Linked DNA regions of Homo sapiens: region 2 is linked to region 1. A link is a contact called in ENCODE POLR2A ChIA-PET data. All regions are on one chromosome and are shown on one strand. Each heading gives the region's core, a stretch centred on a gene start or an enhancer-like site at or near the end of the contact. The rest is flanking DNA. Distances are from core to core; before and after follow the strand shown. Region 1 holds the start of RBM34 (RNA binding motif protein 34). Region 2 overlaps TBCE (tubulin folding cofactor E).

What was found. ChIA-PET counts read pairs that join two places held with the same protein, here RNA polymerase II (POLR2A).
Region 2: POLR2A ChIA-PET joins it to region 1 with 17 read pairs in OCI-LY7. The contact joins the enhancer-like site here to the promoter of RBM34 in region 1. POLR2A ChIA-PET finds 5 or more read pairs at or near these places in 7 of 52 experiments (A549, HEK293, MCF 10A and 4 more).

What each region holds. Positions count from the first base shown.
Region 1 is chr1:235,158,172-235,163,764 of GRCh38, reverse strand. It overlaps RBM34 (RNA binding motif protein 34), which reads left to right and starts at 2,515. Exons shown (of 11, transcript NM_015014.4): 1 at 2,515-2,591; 2 at 2,698-2,872; 3 at 3,118-3,254. The coding sequence starts at 2,539. RefSeq lists enhancers at 2,181-2,360, 2,062-3,261, 3,548-4,152.
Region 2 is chr1:235,441,521-235,447,051 of GRCh38, reverse strand. TBCE (tubulin folding cofactor E) reads right to left here. Exons shown (of 17, transcript NM_003193.5): 14 at 5,170-5,238; 15 at 4,141-4,200. It also overlaps a transcript of B3GALNT2 not described here. Among named protein-coding and RNA genes, the nearest start is that of B3GALNT2, 60 kb to the left of the region's middle. RefSeq lists an enhancer at 3,622-4,821. Within about 2 kb of position 4,116, at least 5 of the 41 ENCODE cell types and tissues checked have a DNase peak (open chromatin) inside an H3K27ac peak, as active enhancers do.

The DNA.
Region 1 (5,593 bases), core at 1,266-3,765:
TTCTATAAGTATCTGCTACCTAGCTGGGCACAGTGGGTCATACCTGTAATCCCAGCACGTTGGGAGGTCAAGGCGAGCGGATCACCTGAGGTCAGGAGTTCGAGACCAGCCCGACCAACATGGAGAAACCCTGTCTCTATTAAAAATATAAAATTAGCCAGGCATGGTGGTGCATGCCTGTAATCCCAACTACTCGGGAGGCTGAGGCAGGAGAATCGCTTGAACCTGGGAGGCGGAGGTTGCAATGAGCCAAGATCGTGCCACTGCACTCCAGCCTGGGCAACAAGAGTGAAACTCCGTCTCAAAAAATACACAGAATAGAATTCTATAATTCTAGAAATATAGAATATAATTTCTTCACTGGACTGGATAGAACAGATTTTTGAGTTGTATCGCATGCATGTATGGATAAGCTTTCTTCATCTTTGTGAAATACCAGAAGATCAAGATTATGGGAAACCAAAATAAGGGGCCCAGTAATCAAAACCCAGGGCCGAGCAGTTGAATATTGTGGATTTTTTTCATAAATTTCTCTGAAGGGGGAAGTAAAAGTCACATATATTCCCAGTCAACTTGGTTGAGTAGCTTTCAAAAAGCTTAGGCTGTCCCCAAAAGACTCAAAGTCAAATCCTGGCTGGATGCAGTGGCTCACGCCTGTAATTCCAACCCTTTGGGAGGCCAAGGCAGGAGGACTGCTCAAGCTCAGGAGTTCAAGACCGGCCTGGGAAACACAGTGAAACCCCAATCTCTATTTAAAAAAAAAAAAAAAAAAAAAGGCCAGGCGCGGTGGCTCACACCTGTACTCCCAGCACTTTGGGAGGCTGAGGTGGGCGGATCACAAGGTCAGGGGTTCGAGACCAGCCTGGCTAACATGGTGAAACCCGGTCTCTACTAAAAAAATACAAAAATTAGCTGGGCATGGTGGCATGCACCTGTAATCCCAGCTACTTGGGAGGCTGAGGCAGGAGACTCACTTGAACCCGGGAGGCGGAGGTTGCAGTGAGCTGAGATCGCGCCACTGCAGTCCAGCCTGGGCGACAGAGCGAGACTCTGTCTCCAAAAAAAAAAAAAAAATTAGCTGGGCATGGTGCTGCTGCTTGCAGTTCCAGCTACTCCGTGGTGGGAGGATGGCTTGAGCCCAGGAAGTCAAGGCTGCAGTGCGCCGTGATCTCACCACTACACTCCAGTCTGGGTGACAGAGCAACACCTTGTCTGAAAGAAAATAAGAACAAAGTCAAATCCTATTTTGCCACTCAAACTATTGGATGATTTAACTAGTAATCTTTTATTACCCTGAGAGTCAATTTAACAAATATTCACTATGTACAGCTAATAGAGACACAGCATACATGATGAATAAAACATAATCCTTACTGTCTTGCCTTTACATCTAAAGAGACTGTAACTAACACTAAAGCAGACCAAAAATGATTATAGTAAGTACCATGGGGGCTTGGGAAAATATCCCTATTGTAAATAGCAAAGAATTTTTTTTTTTTTTTTTTTGAGCCAGGGTCTGCCGCTTAGGCTGGAGTGTAGTGATGCGATCACAGCTTACTGCAGCCTCGACCTTCCAGGGCTCAAGGGATCCTCTTGCCCGAGCCTCTCAAAGTGCTGGGACTACAGGCGCCGAGCGCGAAGGTGCCCGTCTAATTTCTTTTCTGTAGAGAATAAGTCTCGCTAGATCGACCAGGCTGGTTCAAACTCCTAGTCCTCACGCAATCCTCCCACTTCGGCCTCCAAATGTGTTAGGATTACAGGCGAGCCACCGCACCTGGCTGCAAAGAAATACTAAGTTAGACAGTATCTGAGGTAGGCCTTGAAGGATGGACATTATTTTGCAGAAGGGGAAAGAGGAGGGCAATTACAACAGAGGGGACAGGAATAACAACTGTAGAGGCAGTGGAGAAAGCAGGCTAGAATGTCAGGGGCTGGAGGGAGATGAGTCTGGGAAGACGGGCTGAGAACACCTTGAAGCGTTTTGAATGCCAAGTATCTACTTTTCCAGGTAGAATAGCAGGTCCGCATTACAATCTTTCGAATTGTATGTTGACGTGACTCGTTAGAGTTGTGGTTTTTATTTTGGAATAATGTCATGTTTCAGACAAGTTGCAAGAAGAGTACAAAGAATTCCTTTGTACTCTTCACAGCGATTAGCAAATTGTAAACACCCCACTGCGTTCACCCCTAACCGCATTTCTTGCCAAACCTCCCTCCCTCCTTTTCAACAAGTCAGTATTCTACGTGTTTCTCTCTCGGCTTGGGTGGACACCCCGCTCCTAGCCTGGCTGATTCTTCACACTGCAGGCTTCAACCACTCCCAGAAGACGTCCTTCACTCCCAAAATGAGGCTTTTCTGAAACGGCGAGGACCACCAACCGACGGCGACAAACCTGCTCCCTCACCCAGCGCCTCCCTTCGCCGCCGCCCGGCGGCCGACTGCCGGAGGGGAGGGGGCGTGGCCAGAGAGCGGAAGTGCCCGGAACCCGGAAGTGCGAGCTGGCGCGCAGCTGCAGTCTGGGAGTCTTTGGAGTAAGAATGGCCTTGGAAGGGATGAGCAAACGGAAGAGAAAGAGAAGTGTCCAGGAGGGGTGAGTGGCGCGCGGCACGAGTACCTGGGGAGGGATGTTGTACGTTCCCTCGTGCTGGCGAAGCGGTGGTGCGTGGCGTGGCTGAGTTTCTGTCGTCCATTTCTAGAGAGAATCCTGACGACGGCGTTCGCGGGAGTCCGCCGGAAGACTACAGGCTTGGACAGGTCGCCAGTAGCTTATTTCGCGGCGAACACCATTCCAGAGGTGGCACCGGTCGGCTGGCGTCCCTCTTCAGTTCTCTGGAGCCCCAGATTCAACCCGTGTACGTGCCTGTGCCTAAAGTAAGTCACTGGGCTTTCTTCCCGAATAGCTCGTTAGAACCACTTACATACAAAGCAATCTTCTTACCTACCGCGTGAAGCGTGATTTCTAAAGGGGGCAGACAGGATTCATTTTAAGTAACCTTTCATGACTCTTACATACCAGTGAGAGAGAAGAGATTCTCATTTAGAAAGACTGAATTATGGCTTAGGGTCAGAATTCTAGAAGTATGGGGTCTCAAATATAACTTCAAACTTTTAAAAAGCAAACCATCAAAAAAACGAAACGGAATGAGGAGGAAGAAAGTACATCCCAGATTGAAAGACCACTTTCGCAAGAACCTGCCAAAAAAGTGAAAGCGAAGAAGAAACACACTAACGCAGAAAAAAAGTTGGCAGACAGGTTGGTAAAATTCTCTTATTTGATGTTAAAGAAATTAGATGGTAAATTAACATTCCTATACTTGGAATATTCGTCAGTTTTATTTCATATTTCTACTTTCTTTCAAAACTTTTATTATGGAAAATCCAGTACATATAGAAAAGTTGAAAAGGCTAAGAAACCCCGTGTACTCAGCATCAGCAATTACTAATATTTGGCTAACCTTTTTGTATTTTTACCCCACTCATATACCCCCTCATTATTTGTTTTTGTTTGTTTTGAGATGGAGTCTTGATGCCACGCCCAGGCTGCAGTAGAGTGCAGTGATCTCAGCTCACTGCAACCTCCGCTTCCCAGGTTCAAGCGATTCTCCTGCCTCGGCCCTGAGTAGGTGGGACTACAGGCCTGCGTCACCATGCCCAGCTAATTTTTGTATTTTTAGTGGAGACAGGGTTTCACCATGTTGGCCAGGCAGGTCTGGAACTCCTGACCTCAAGCGATCTGCCCACCTCGGCCTCCGAAAGTGTTGAGATTACAGGTGTGAGCCACCTCGCCCAGCTACCACCTCATTATTTGGAAGCAAAATGAAAATTTATGTTTCATCTATAAATATTTCAGCATGTATATAAAAGAATTTGGTTTGCGTTTCTTTTTTTTTTTTTGAGACGGAGTTTTGCTCTTTTTGTCCAGACTGGAGTGCAGTGGCCTGATCTCAGCTCACTGCAACCTCCACCTCCCGGGTTTAAGTGATTTTTCCTGCCTCAGGCCTCCCGTGGAGCTGAGATTACAGGTGCCACCATGCCCGGTTAATTTTTTGTGTTTTTAGTAGAGACAGAGTTTCATCATGTTGGCCAGGTTGGTCTTGAACTCCTGACCTCAGGTGATCCACCCACCTCAGCCTCCTAAAGTGCAGGGATTATAGGCATGAGCCACTGCACCTGGCCTGGTTTGCTTTTTAAAAAAAAAATTTTTTTTTTTTTTTTTGAGCTGGAGTCTCACTCTGTCGCCAAGGCTGGAGTGCAGTGGCGCAATCTTGACTCACTGCAACCTCCGCCTCCTGGGTTCAAGTGATTCTTCTGCCTCAGCCTACTGAGCAGCTGGGACTATGGGCGCGCCATCACACCCAGCTGATTTTTGTATTCTTAGTAGAGACGGGGTGTCACCATATTGACCAGTCTGGTCTCGAACTCTTGACCTCATGATCCACTTGCCTCCGCCTCCCAAGGTGCTGGGATTACATACGTGAGCCATCACACCTGGCCGAGTTTGGTGTTCTTAAATTTATTCATTTCCCTCATTAACTTTTTTTTTTTTTTTTTGAGACAAGGTCTGGCTCTGTCACCCAGGTTGGAGTGCAGTGGTGCGATTGCGGCTCACTGCAATCTTTGCTTCCCAGACTCAATCCAGCCGCCCACCTCAGCCTCCTGTGTTGCTTAGACTATAGGCATGCCCCACCATGCCCAGCTAATTTTTGTATGTTTTGTAGAGACGGGATTTTGCCATGTTGCCCAGGCTGGTCGCAAACTGCTGGACTCAAGTGATCCAGTCAGCATTTTTTTTTTTTTTTTAGTAAAAAAATAGAAACAGGGTCTTGCTATGTTGCCCAGGCTAGTCCTGAACTCCTGGGCTCAAACCATCCTCCTACCTCCGTCTCCCCAAGTGCTAGGATTACAGGCATGACCCACCATGCCCGGCCAGCATAACGTTGTTTAACAGTGTATTTGAATCAAGATGCAAATAGTGATCCCATCACGTGTACCTAGCTAACAGTCTTCATTCCTCTCTTCTTTGCCACTCTCCTCAAGCCCCTTATTTCCTTTTCCCTTTTCTCATTTCAACTGAAGACCTTTGTACCAGTTCTGGAGCTGTTAATCACTGACAGTTGGGAACTGCTACTTTTTGTCCTATTTAAACTTAATGCATCTGTACACAGCCATATTTCTTCCCCTCTTTCTTAGAGCAGAGTGTCTTCCCTCTTGTCCAAGATTAACTCAACCACCTGGGTGCTGTGTGTACCACATATGTTCTGCCTTTTTAGGGACTGTGCCGTCAGATCCATCCACGTTCGCCTCTTTCCCTTATCCCTCGTTTTTTTTTGTTTTTTTTTTTTGTTTTGAGATGGCGTTTCACTGTTGTCGCCCAGGCTGGAGAGCAACAGTGCAATTTTTGCTCACTGCAACCTCCGCCTCTGGGTTCAAGCGATTCTCCTGCCTCAGCCTCCTGAGTAGCTGGGATTACAGGCGCCCACCACCACACCCAGCTAATTTTTGTATTTTTTTGGTAGAGATGGGGTTTCACCATGTTGGCCAGGCTGGCCTTGAACTCCTGACCTCAGGTGATCCACCCGCCTTGGCCTCCCA
Region 2 (5,531 bases), core at 2,867-5,366, 280 kb before region 1:
GCACACCAGTGGGGAGTGACATACTCCTAACACATGCCAGAAACAAAAAGTTTGGTCATAAAACAGTTCTAATAAGAAATCTGCCTGGCCTGCTCACACCTGTAACCCCAGCACTTTGGGAGGCAGAGGGATCAGAGCCCAGGAATTTGAGACCAGCCTGGGCAACATGAGGATACCCCATCTCTACAAAAAATAAAAAATTAGCCAAGCATAGCGATGTACGCCTCTAGTCCCAGCTACTTGGGAGGATCACTTGAGCCCAGGAGGTCAAGGCTACAGTGAGCCATGATCGCGCCACTGTACTCCATCCAGCCTGGGTAACAAAGTGAGAACCTGTCTCAAAAAAAAAAAAAAAACCTGCCTACTCATACCGGTTCTATAGAAGAAAGTAGCAATCTCTATGTAATAAATAGCATTACCATTTTTAATATAGTAACATGACTGTCTTAACATTCAGAAAATATGGAAATAGCTGATTATTTCTTTTTACCTGCCTATGACCAGTGTTAAAAATTTGAGAGGTATACCTCTAGGCCTTTTTTTTTCTGTGTTCATATAAGGATGTATAGGTTTTAAGCCAGGCGCAGTGGCTCACGCCTGTAATCCCAACACTTTGGGAGGCCGAGGCGGGCGGATCATCTGAGGTCAGGAGTTTGAGACCAGCCTGGCCAACATGGAGAAACCCCGTCTCTACTAAAAATACAAAAATTAGCCAGGCATGGTGGCGGGCACCTGTTATCCCAGCTACTTGGGAAGCTGAGGCCGGGAGAGTTGCTTGAACCCGGAAGGCAGAGTTTGCAGTGAGCCGAGATCATGCCACTGCACTCTAGCCTGGGTGACAGAATGAGACTCCGTCTCAAAAAAAAAAGGATGTATAGGTTTTATAATATATTGACGTACTACATTTGTATTTCTTTATGACATGATGGTATAGCTTTTCATGCCAATTCCATGCCATGTCCTCTAGCCATACACTGCCCAGTATGGCAGCCACATGTGGTACTGAGCACCTGGAAAGCGGCGAGTATGACTGAAGAACTCAATTTATTTTATTTTAATGAATTTAAATAGCCACATGTGGTTATTGCAGCCACACTGGACAGCGCAGCTCTAGACTGCTTCACTCTCCTCGGTGACACACGACAGTGCCTTGTGTGCTGTGTGGTTCCACCAGAGCTTATTCACCATTCCTCCGCTGGCAAGTACTTAGATTCTTACTATCTTTACCATTACAAATGCTGCAAGATACAATGCTTGGTCAGAGCATATGTGTATTTTTAACTTTTTATAGTAGTTCCCACATGACTTTAAAAAAGGGTATACTGCTTTTTCATGCCAGCCAGTATTATTTTAATTTTGCTAATCTAATGGATAAAAAAAAAGATATTGCAGTTTTGTTTTGTTTTGTTTTAATTTTAGACAGGGCCTCACTCTGTCACCCAGGCCAGATTGCAGTGGCTCAATCACAGCTCACTGCAGCCTCAACTTCCCAGGCTCAAGTGATCCTCCCACCTCAGCCGCCCAAGCAGCTGGGACTACAGGCATGCACCACCACACCCAGCTAATTTTTGTATTTATTTATTTTTGTAGAGACGGGGTTTCACCATGTTGCTCAGGCTGGTCTCGAACTCCTGGGCTCAAGCAATTTGCCCACCTTGGCCTCCCAAAGTGCTAGGATTACAGGTGTGAGCCACCATGCCTGGCTATTACTTTTCTGTTTAGAAGACATTTACCTATGTTAGTGGTTAAATATTCACAGCATGTGGCATAAGAATTAGTATTAAGAACCTTTGTATGAGTGAGTGAGTGAGTGCACATTTGAGAAACAGAAAAGCAAATAAAAAAGGGGAAAAAAAGGAACCCTTGTAATCTGCTGGCTTACTGCTGAATTTATAGAATATAGGACTCAGATTCTGAATAGTTTAAAGTAGTAATTCTTACATATAATTTCTATGGATAGTCGAATCTCTGCTAGCTACCCAAAGATTAATAAAAACAGCATGAATGCAGTGGGTGTTCCCAAAATGGCTAACTGAATCTCAGAAGACCTGGGATACCAGTCAGGTGTACAGTGTGGAAGTAGAGAAGGGTAAGGCGGCACTGTCACCCCCAGCCAAGGGCTGCATTCAGGCATATGCCCAGACGGCAGGCCTTGGCAGGTCTACCTCAGTGCCTTCCAGAGAAAGACTGAAAAGGAAAGCTTAACGAAACAGGTCTAATGACAATATTCTTGAGCAAATACTCTATAGTGGTAACATTCCCATGAATTGATTTGATGTATCTGCAAAGGCAAAAGGAAACACGCAAAGACATCGAAGGCCAAAAACATTCACAGAAAGTCCTGGCCTGCCAGGCATGGTGGCTCACACCTATAACCCCAGCACTTTGGGAGGTGATGACAGGAGAACTGCTTGAGCTCAGGAGTTTGAGGCCAGCCTTAGCAACATAGCGAGGCTTCATCTCTACTAAAAATCAAAAAAATTAGCGGGGTGTGGTGGTTCGTGCCTATAGTCCCAGCTACTCAGGAGGCTGAGGTAGGAGGATCACTTGAGCCCGGGATCAAGGTGATGGAGCCTGCAGTGAGCTGAGATGGCACCACTGCACTCCAGCGTGAGTGACAGCCAGACCCCATCTGAAAAAAATATATCAAAAATAAAACAGTCCTGGCCCTCTTTGACTAGTCTGTCTCCACCAGGGCCTTTACTGTCTGTCTAAGTTTGAAAACAGAATAATGAAGGGGGAAATCACTAATTCTAACCCATTATATAGCAGTAGCCAAATTACATATTACAGGAGTAGAAACTGGATTGTGAATAAATAAAAATGGAGACGTTGTGGTAAATTAAATGGATGGTTATCAATCAGAAAGGTACTTCTTTGAACACAACTAAGGCCTTCTATAAGCAATACCATGATAAGCTTGCTTTATCTGATAGAAACTAATTTAAAAATCAATGTGAATTTACTGCACTGATGGGCAAAGAAACCCAGTGTACTAGAGTCATTAAGCTGATGTGTATTTCATTTATTTAAATCCTCACTGCTCTAAATTATTTATATTTTAGCATTTAGCTATGAATCAAGTTTAATCTTGAGAATTCACAGTATCATGGCATACTCAAAAATAGACTATAATTTCATTTTTCTTTTGAGTGAAAGTTTAAGGTAAGTTATGTTGATCTACTTTATTGACACAAGCATATTTATTTTCCAAATAAAAGTAATTCAGTTCCAGTACCACAATTTTTTTAAGTTCTAAGGTAGCTTTCTCAAAGAAAACCATTTCAGGGTGTCCATTAAAAGAGCATCTGCGAATTGTTTTTGCAGGGACTCCTAATCAGTCAGGAGAAGTAGAATGTAAGCAAAGTCACAAACCTCCCGTAAGAATTTGGTTCACCAGGACACAGCTCCTCTCTTATGAAGGGATGAGAAGCAGACCCCAAACCCAGTGTCACAGTCTCCCTGGAAACAGCAGCAGGCTTGGGGAATGCTTCCAAAAGGCTATGCCATTCAAGGTCTCAGGTTTTTTGGTTAAAAATACAACTTAGGCCAACTGCAGTGGCTCATGCCTGTAATTAATTCCAACACTGGGAGGCTGAGGCAGGAGGATGGCTTTGAGCTCAGGAATTCGAGACCAGCCTGGGCAACATGGCGAAAACCCATCTCTACAAAAAATACAAAAATTAGCTGGGCGTTGGTGGCTCGCACGTGTAGTCCCAGCTACGTGGAGGCTGAGGCTGGAGAATTGCTTGGGCCCAGGAAGCAGAGGCTGCCGTGAGCTGAGTTGGTGCCACTGCATTCCAACCTGGGTGACAGAGTGAGGCCCTGTCTCAAAAAAAATTGTGTGTGTGTGTGTATATATATATGTGTGTGTGTGTGTGTGTGTAATTATATGCAGGGGCTTCCAATTTTAACAGAACTGCTTTCAGCTGATAAAGTTAGGGGAGACCTGAACTTTTGGGGGCATGGGGGAGTGATATTAGCATGATTGATTGTATTTTAGAATATAAAAGACTAATGAAAACCTGTAAGTTCTGAGGTCCACACTTTGAGACATGAGTTAAAGGTTTTAATTTTAGCTGACTCATACCTAGGCCGATGATTCAGAGTTTAAGGAAAAGACAGGCTGGTTCTTCTTACCCGGCAGTTGTTTCTCCAGGACTTTCTGATCAAGTTGATGAGGGTATTTTATCTTCAGTGCTTTAAGAGAAACAAAGAAAAAGACTAATTGATATCTACTATTATATGGATTTAAATTATCCACACACATCAACAGATGGCCAAATGATAGAGGTATTCAGTGCAAATTGGCAGGTCTAATCAATGTTTAAAATTCTTTCTATTAATCCTTCCATGGATTGCTAACAACAACAGAAATAGCTGGACAATACTTTCCCTTTTCCCCACTTAGTACTTCTTTCCTTACAGCTTGGCTAGGTTTTCAAGTCATAAATTCACAAATCACAATTTGGTTCACAACTCCAATACCTCCCACATTTATAACACTATTAAATGAGTTTAAAACATAGGAGTTACAAAAATGTATAAGAATTTAAACATGTTTTAAAGAATTCATTTCTTTGACAGGGCGCGGTAGCTCATGCCGCTAATCCTAGCACTTTGGGAGGCCGAGGCGGGTGGATCTCCTGAGGTCAGGAGTTTGAGACCAGCCTGGCCAACATGGTGAAACCCCATCTCTACTAAAAATACAAAATTAACTGGGTGTGGTGGCGCATGCCTGTAATCCCAGCTACTCGGGAGGCTAAGGCACGAAAATCGCTTGAACCCGGGAGGCGGAGGTTGCGGTGAGCCAAGATCGTGCCACTGCACTCCAGTCTGGGCAACAAGAGCAAAACTCCGTCTCGATTAAAAAAAATTAGCCGGGCATGGTTGTGTATGCCTGTAGTCCCAGCTACTCCAGAGGCTGAGGCAGGAGAATCGCTTAGAACCTGGGAGGCGGAGGTTGCAATGAGCTGAGATCACACCACTGCACTCCAGCCTGGGAGACAGAGGGAGACTCTGTCTCAAAAAAAAAAAAAAAAATTTTCATTTAAAACTCAAGGCATTTACTTAGGTACTTAAGAGGTACACACTTAAGAGAAACACACTAACTGTTTCAGCACCTAAGCACTCAAATACAAATAAACTATTTGAATCTGAGATTCTTACTTAGTAGCTGGTTTTTCAGCATAAGTGGTTGCTGTGTTTTGAGTTCCCAATCTTCAGGTGCACCATATTCTGTTTAAGAAAGCAAAAGAGATGAATGATAAACCAAAGGCCACTATAAGTAAAAACAAAACAAACAAACAAACAAAGGATAGGTAAGCGTCCAGAGAGCCTGTGCCTTTCCCAGGACACATGGAGCTGCCTTTATTCAGTGTGATTTTTAGGAGTGATGGACAACGACCACTTCCAAGGGCAGAATCTTCTATCTACCCAGAGCTGCAGACTCTGTAGCTTATCTAGCTCATTGTTAATGACCAGTGAAACTCAACAAAAGACAACAAATGAAAAGCAACATGTTTACATGT